Linked DNA regions of Homo sapiens: region 1 is linked to region 2. A link is a contact called in ENCODE POLR2A ChIA-PET data. All regions are on one chromosome and are shown on one strand. The core of a region is the stretch at or near the end of the contact, and the rest is flanking DNA. Distances in the headings are between cores, read along the strand shown. Region 1 overlaps CFAP57 (cilia and flagella associated protein 57). Region 2 overlaps MFSD2A (MFSD2 lysolipid transporter A, lysophospholipid).

Region 1 (2,932 bases), core at 270-2,769, 3.2 Mb before region 2:
TCTATCATTGATTTGGGTTGGTTCCAAGTCTTTGCTATTGTGAATAGTGCCACAATAAACATACGTGTGCATGTGTCTTTATAGCAGCATAATTTATAATCCTTTGGGTATATACTCAGTAATGGGATGGCTGGGTCAAATGGTATTTCTAGTTCTAGATCCTTGAGGAATCACCACACTGTCTTCCACAATGGTTGAACTAGTTTACAGTCCCACCAACAGTGTAAAATTATTCCTATTTCTCCACATCCTCTCCAGCACCTGTTGTTTCCTGACTTTTTAATGATTGCCATTCTAACTGGTGTGAGATGGTACCTCACTGTGGTTTTGATTTGCATTTCTCTGATGGCCAGTGATGATGAGCATTTTTTCATGCCTACACACACATTTATTGAATGCTGTGCACCACACAATGTGCCAGCTAGTAGGGCTGCCAAGAGGAGCAAAAGATGGCCCTGCCCTAAAGGGGCTTTATTCTGGCACAGCACTGATAGCTGCCATTGAATTAGGACCAGGCTACTCGGGGGTACACAGGAGAGTCACCATACTGTCAGCTGTGTTCCAGCCACGGGAGATCTGCCTTGGGCTAGCTTGCTGCCGTGGTATCTACGCACTTTCCCAGGCACCAGTCACAGGAAAAGTGGGAGGAACCAGCTGGAGGAGCGCACAGCCCATGTTTGTATGATGCATCCTTGCTGAGCTCCTCTCTTTTCCCTTCACTATTTGGAGCCCAATGTAACTGTACGGTTTCAGAGTTTGGGGATTTCAAAAGAATACAGTGGCAAGCCTAGGTGAGAGCAGCTCACTGCACAGTCATGCATCGCTTGATATGGGATACATGGTTAGGCTATTTTGTCACGCAAACATCACGGAGTGTATTTACACAAACCTAGCTGCGACAGCCTACTATACACCTAGGCTATGTGGTAGAGCCTACTGCTCCGAGGCTACAAACCTGAACAGCATGTGACTATGCTGAATACTGTAGGCAACTGTGACGCAATGGAAAATATCTGTGTATCTAAACAGAAAAGGTACAGTGAACATTTGGCATTATAATCTTATGGCATTACAATCTTACAGTCCATGTGGTCCATCATTGGTGTTACTCAGTGCATACCGTAGTTAGGTTTTTACCCCAGGAATGTAAGTGCAGACCAAGGGTAAGAGTACAGTTTAGAGATGACATGACCTCCATGCCTGGAAGGTGGGAGAGAAGTTACAGACAGCAAGTAAAAGGGAAATGAAAAAGAGCCCCGCAATTTACAATTTCACCCAGTCAGGAAGGAAACTAGGCAGGAAATTCAGGAAGTGACGATAACTGAGCTAATCTAAAAGGAATGAGGAGCCTGATGTTATCTTGGGAAGAAGGGGCCCTGTATGCAGAGGCCCTCATTCCGTGCATACTTTGTGCTGTAAGCACGGGAAGCTGTCCCTGCAGATCCGTGCACCAGCCCAGAGGCGGGGCAGGGGCAGACTCACCAAGGAATCTGCAATCTCCTTGAGGGTGTGGTCTGATCCAACAGCAAAGATAATTTTGGCATCGGGGGAGACAGTAACACAGTTGTAGCTGCAAGACTTGAGCACGCATTCTGTCTCTCTCTTTCCTGTGGACAGATTCCATTCATACACAGCACCATCTGTGCCACCAGAAATCAGTTTGCTATCATCTGCATTCCACACAATTGAGCGAATCTGCAGGAGAGGAAGACATATCCAGTGAAGAGTGTACACACACTTACACCCTAACACAGAAAAGGGTGCAAACTCCTTAGGTGCTCCACTAGACTGAGCAGAACGTCCTTTCCTGCTGTAGGCCCTTCTGTTAGCACAAAACATAGCTTCTTGTGAACGTTCACATTCTGTTTTCTATGACGCTTGCAAATTACTGAAGATGAAACACTCTCATTTCTTTTTCACTTTATGAACGTAAAGACTGAATCCTACAGGTTTCTTAAGGCTAGAACCAACCAATTATTGCTGTTTTTTCAAAACATTTTTGAAATAATTATGTATTCACAGAAACTTGCAAAAATAGCACAGAGAGAGTGGACTTCTGGAATGGCACGGTAAGAACCTCAACTTGACCTTCTCTCTGACAATGTAGGTTAACTGGTAAATATGATAAAAAATAATCATTTAAAGTCTTTAGAAGGCTGGGTGCAGTGGATCACATCTGTAGTCCCAACACTTTGGGAGGCTGAGGTGGAAGGATCACTTGAGCCCAGCAGTTTGAGAATAGCCTGGGTAACATAGTGAAACCCTGTCTTTATAAAAATAAAAATAATAAGCTGGGCATGGTGGCATGTGCCTGAGGCAGGAAGATGGTTTGAACTGGGGAGGCTGAGGCTGCAGTGAGCTATGAGTGTACCTCTGCCCTCTGGCCTCAGTGACAGAGTGAGACCCTGTCTAAAATAAAATAAATAAAATGTCTCTGGAAATTGTCCTCAGGGAATACAGCAAATGGAAAAACATTTATTCAAGAAAATCTACTCAATCCCAGTAAGAACAGAGTCTGCTGCATTTAAGCCATGACTCGCTCTGTTACGGCCTCAGCTCCAGAAACTTCACTGCTGTGCACTCTGGGCAGATGTGGCCAAGATAAGCGACTCCCTCTCCCCATAGCTCCTGATCTTGGGCTATGGTTTCGGTCTGGAAAGGGAAACTGCTGGGATTTCTTATTCTTACCCCAGCCCCATGTTGCAGAAGCTCTATTCCAAGCAGGTGTGGCCAAGAGGGCTCAGACTCTCTTCCCCTCGGCCCATTGTCACTTGTTGGAAGAAACTCCACTCTAAGCTCAGCATACTGAGAATAACTGTGCCCTAATGATTCCTGACCCAGTTTGCTTATAGAGTGAAAGTTCCAAGCCATGAAGGGCAAGCCAAAAAGACCAGGGGCTTACATACGTGCACACACACATACACACGCATGT
Region 2 (2,831 bases), core at 258-2,757:
TAAAAATGGTGGACCTCCCTCCCACCCAAAACGGAGCCCCACACTCAAGGTAAGAACCAAGCCAGAATAGCCTAAGAGCCTCTCTTGTCTGGGCCTCATTTATCTATTTATAAAATCAGGAGATTTGACTAGTAGCTCCTGATCCTGCCAGCTTTGCCTTCTTGTGATTTTGGGGGCTTGGCCTAAGTGTGAGACCCAGTGGTGTGTTAGGCAAGCTCCTACCAGCTTGTAAAAGCCAACTACTAAATGTTTAGGAAATGTTCAAATGAACAACCATGGATAACTTGAAATTGGCTATGGTGGGAGTTATTCATACCATGGAAGTTAGCCAAGTGCTCCCAACTAGGCCTTCCCCACCACCCTGTTCCCTACCGGAGGTGTTTGGTTTTTTTTTGTCACCAGTGCGTCTGTGGTAAAATCCTCCCTCATCTGATACACACATCCAGCAGGTACATTCTCACCTTTCAATACCATCAGTAACAGTTGTGGAGAAAGAACCACCAGTCTCCAGGGACCCCACAGGCCTCCAGCCCCACCAGCCCTGCAGGCTCAGGCATGCACCAGGCAGGAAGCACAGTGTACAGGCACACCCAGAGCAAGCATCTGTCTGCCGGTCCCCTGGTCATTCTCAGACACAAGGAAGTAGACAGTGGCGATTACGGTATTGGAGTCTTACAGAGTTGGGATAAAATTCCAGTTAGGTCACTAAAGGCTGCGTGACTTTAGCTAAATCCCTCTCTACACTAGGGTGTTCTTATCTTTCAAATAAGAACAGTCTTGACTTAGCAAGAGGCCAGGTGTAGTGGTTCACACCTGTAATCCCACTACTTTGGGAGGCTAATGCAGGAGGATTGCTTGAGTCCAGTGAGAAGGATTGGCCTGGGCAACATAGTGAAACCTCCATCTCTACAAAAAAATTTAAAAATCAGCCAGGCGTGGTGGTGCATGCCTGTAGTCCCAGCTACTCGAGAGGGTGAAGCAGAAGGAAGGATTGCCTGAGCCGAGATTGCGCCACTGCACTCCAGCCACAACTCCAGACATGTTCGCCCCCACCCAGTAGCACCTGGGGCTCAGTGTGTTCTCTAACGGAGTCTTAAGGCAGAAGGGCTCAGTGAGTGGCTGAGGACACAGACAGAAACAGGCAGCTGCTTTCCAGCTTTTATGAAAATTAATAACATTAATAGCTCACAGACATATACATACACACACATTGCTATGTACACAGTCATTAAGTTATTAATTAGGCTCTGTAAAAAAAAAGGTTTCTACATTAGTGTTCCGGGCTAGGCCCGATCAGTCCTTGGCATATTCACAGTGGCAGCCCCAGGGCTTGGCCCCACAGGCAGGCAGAGGGGAGGCAGGAGGCCACAGAGCAGCCGGCCCCACAGTGAGCACAGCAAGTGTCCTGGGCCACCTCCTTGAGTCTTCAGTTCCCTTCCTAGCACCTGCAGTCCAGCTGCTCAGCAAGCCGGCAGACAGGTCCTGATCCCTTCTGTGGCCTTCTGCATGGTGGCTTCGGGCAACGTGGCGGGCCCTAGAGGATGCTAGCCAGCTCTGTGGAGTCTGTTTCTGAGCAGCCAGAGCTGCTGGCCTCGTCCCTGCAAGAGAGAGAGGAGATGGGTTGGAGGAAGCATCCATCCTTACCCCTCCTCAGCCCCACCTGCCTCCTTCCTCACGTGATCTTGGCCCTGCTGTCGGACTAAAGTGAACCGCGGGACACAGAGTTTGCTCACTCCCACTTTCAACTGTTGGTTGGTCTGTTTACTGTCCTTGCTGCACACAGGGTACTGCAAACCCTAGATCTACACTCTCGCCTGGGCTGGCTGACGGGCTGGCATGACTCACTCCAGCCTGCCCACTGGTTTCCCCAGATGCAGGGTCAGGCCACACTCGAGGTCCTATATGCCAGGAGGCTGATGAAGAGTGCAGTCTCTGGAGCCGGAATGCTGAGGCTCAAACCCCAGCTCCGCCCCTTTCAGCTGGGCCAGGTACTCTTCCTGCTGAAACCTCAACTTCTTCACCTGCAGAGGGGGAACCCTAAGAACCTGATACTTAGGGTTGTTGGAGGGGTATGGGAGGTGATGGATACACACGTCCTATAACAGGCTCCTTAAGGACAGAGATTTTTGTCTTGTTCACTAGAGCAGTCAATGCCTAGCACATAGTAGGCAGCCAGTATGTATTTGTTGAATAAAGGTAAGACCACTTAACACAGTGCCTGGTGCGTACTTAAGTGTTACAGCTGTCCAGAGAAGATGTGTGGGGGGTGAGTCTGGACTTGGCCACAGGAGACACAAATTGAGGGTTTAGACACAGTGACGTCCCCTCCTCCAGCATCCTGTCCCCTCCCCACTCACCTCAGTGCCTGCAGGGCCTTCTTATTCTGCCGCCGCCTCTCCTCATCAATGGGGTACATTTTGAAGAGCAGCAGGCCCAGCAGGATGAGAACTATGGGAGCCATGGTCACGAGCATGTTCAGTGTAAACTTGACACGTTCCGGCTGCGAGCAGCCACGGGTCTGGTACCCTGCAAAGCTATGGGACCCAGGGGGTAGGAGAACGGTGAAGATGGGGCACCTGGGGCCTGGCCCTGCCCAGTCCTGCCCCAGGTCCCCACCCCACTCACTCCAGACTGAGGGTAGAAATGCCCAGTGACACTCCAGAGGCAAACTTGGTGAAGAAGACATAGAAGGAGAAGAAGATGGGCTCGGTTCCATGGAAGTGGGGCTGCTTCAGATGGAAGTCGTCAATGACATCAGGCAGCATGGACCTGCGCAGAGTAGTGACAGCCATGAGGACTGACCCACCTAACGGGCCTCTGTGTTAATGAGA

What was found. ChIA-PET counts read pairs that join two places held with the same protein, here RNA polymerase II (POLR2A).
Region 1: POLR2A ChIA-PET joins it to region 2 with 10 read pairs in PC-9. The contact joins two enhancer-like sites. POLR2A ChIA-PET finds 5 or more read pairs at or near these places in 2 of 52 experiments (HEK293 and PC-9).

What each region holds. Positions count from the first base shown.
Region 1 is chr1:43,205,483-43,208,414 of GRCh38, reverse strand. It overlaps CFAP57 (cilia and flagella associated protein 57), which reads right to left. Exons shown (of 23, transcript NM_001378189.1): 10 at 1,483-1,695. LOC105378685 (a long non-coding RNA gene) reads left to right here. Exons shown (of 5, transcript XR_007066041.1): 4 at 2,023-2,069. Among named protein-coding and RNA genes, the nearest start is that of CFAP57, 35 kb to the right of the region's middle. RefSeq lists an enhancer at 1,023-2,222. Within about 2 kb of position 1,519, at least 14 of the 41 ENCODE cell types and tissues checked have a DNase peak (open chromatin) inside an H3K27ac peak, as active enhancers do.
Region 2 is chr1:39,968,272-39,971,102 of GRCh38, reverse strand. It overlaps MFSD2A (MFSD2 lysolipid transporter A, lysophospholipid), which reads right to left. Exons shown (of 14, transcript NM_032793.5): 12 at 2,626-2,769; 13 at 2,358-2,534; 14 at 1,147-1,598. The coding sequence ends at 1,535. Among named protein-coding and RNA genes, the nearest start is that of MFSD2A, 15 kb to the right of the region's middle. Within about 2 kb of position 1,507, at least 2 of the 41 ENCODE cell types and tissues checked have a DNase peak (open chromatin) inside an H3K27ac peak, as active enhancers do.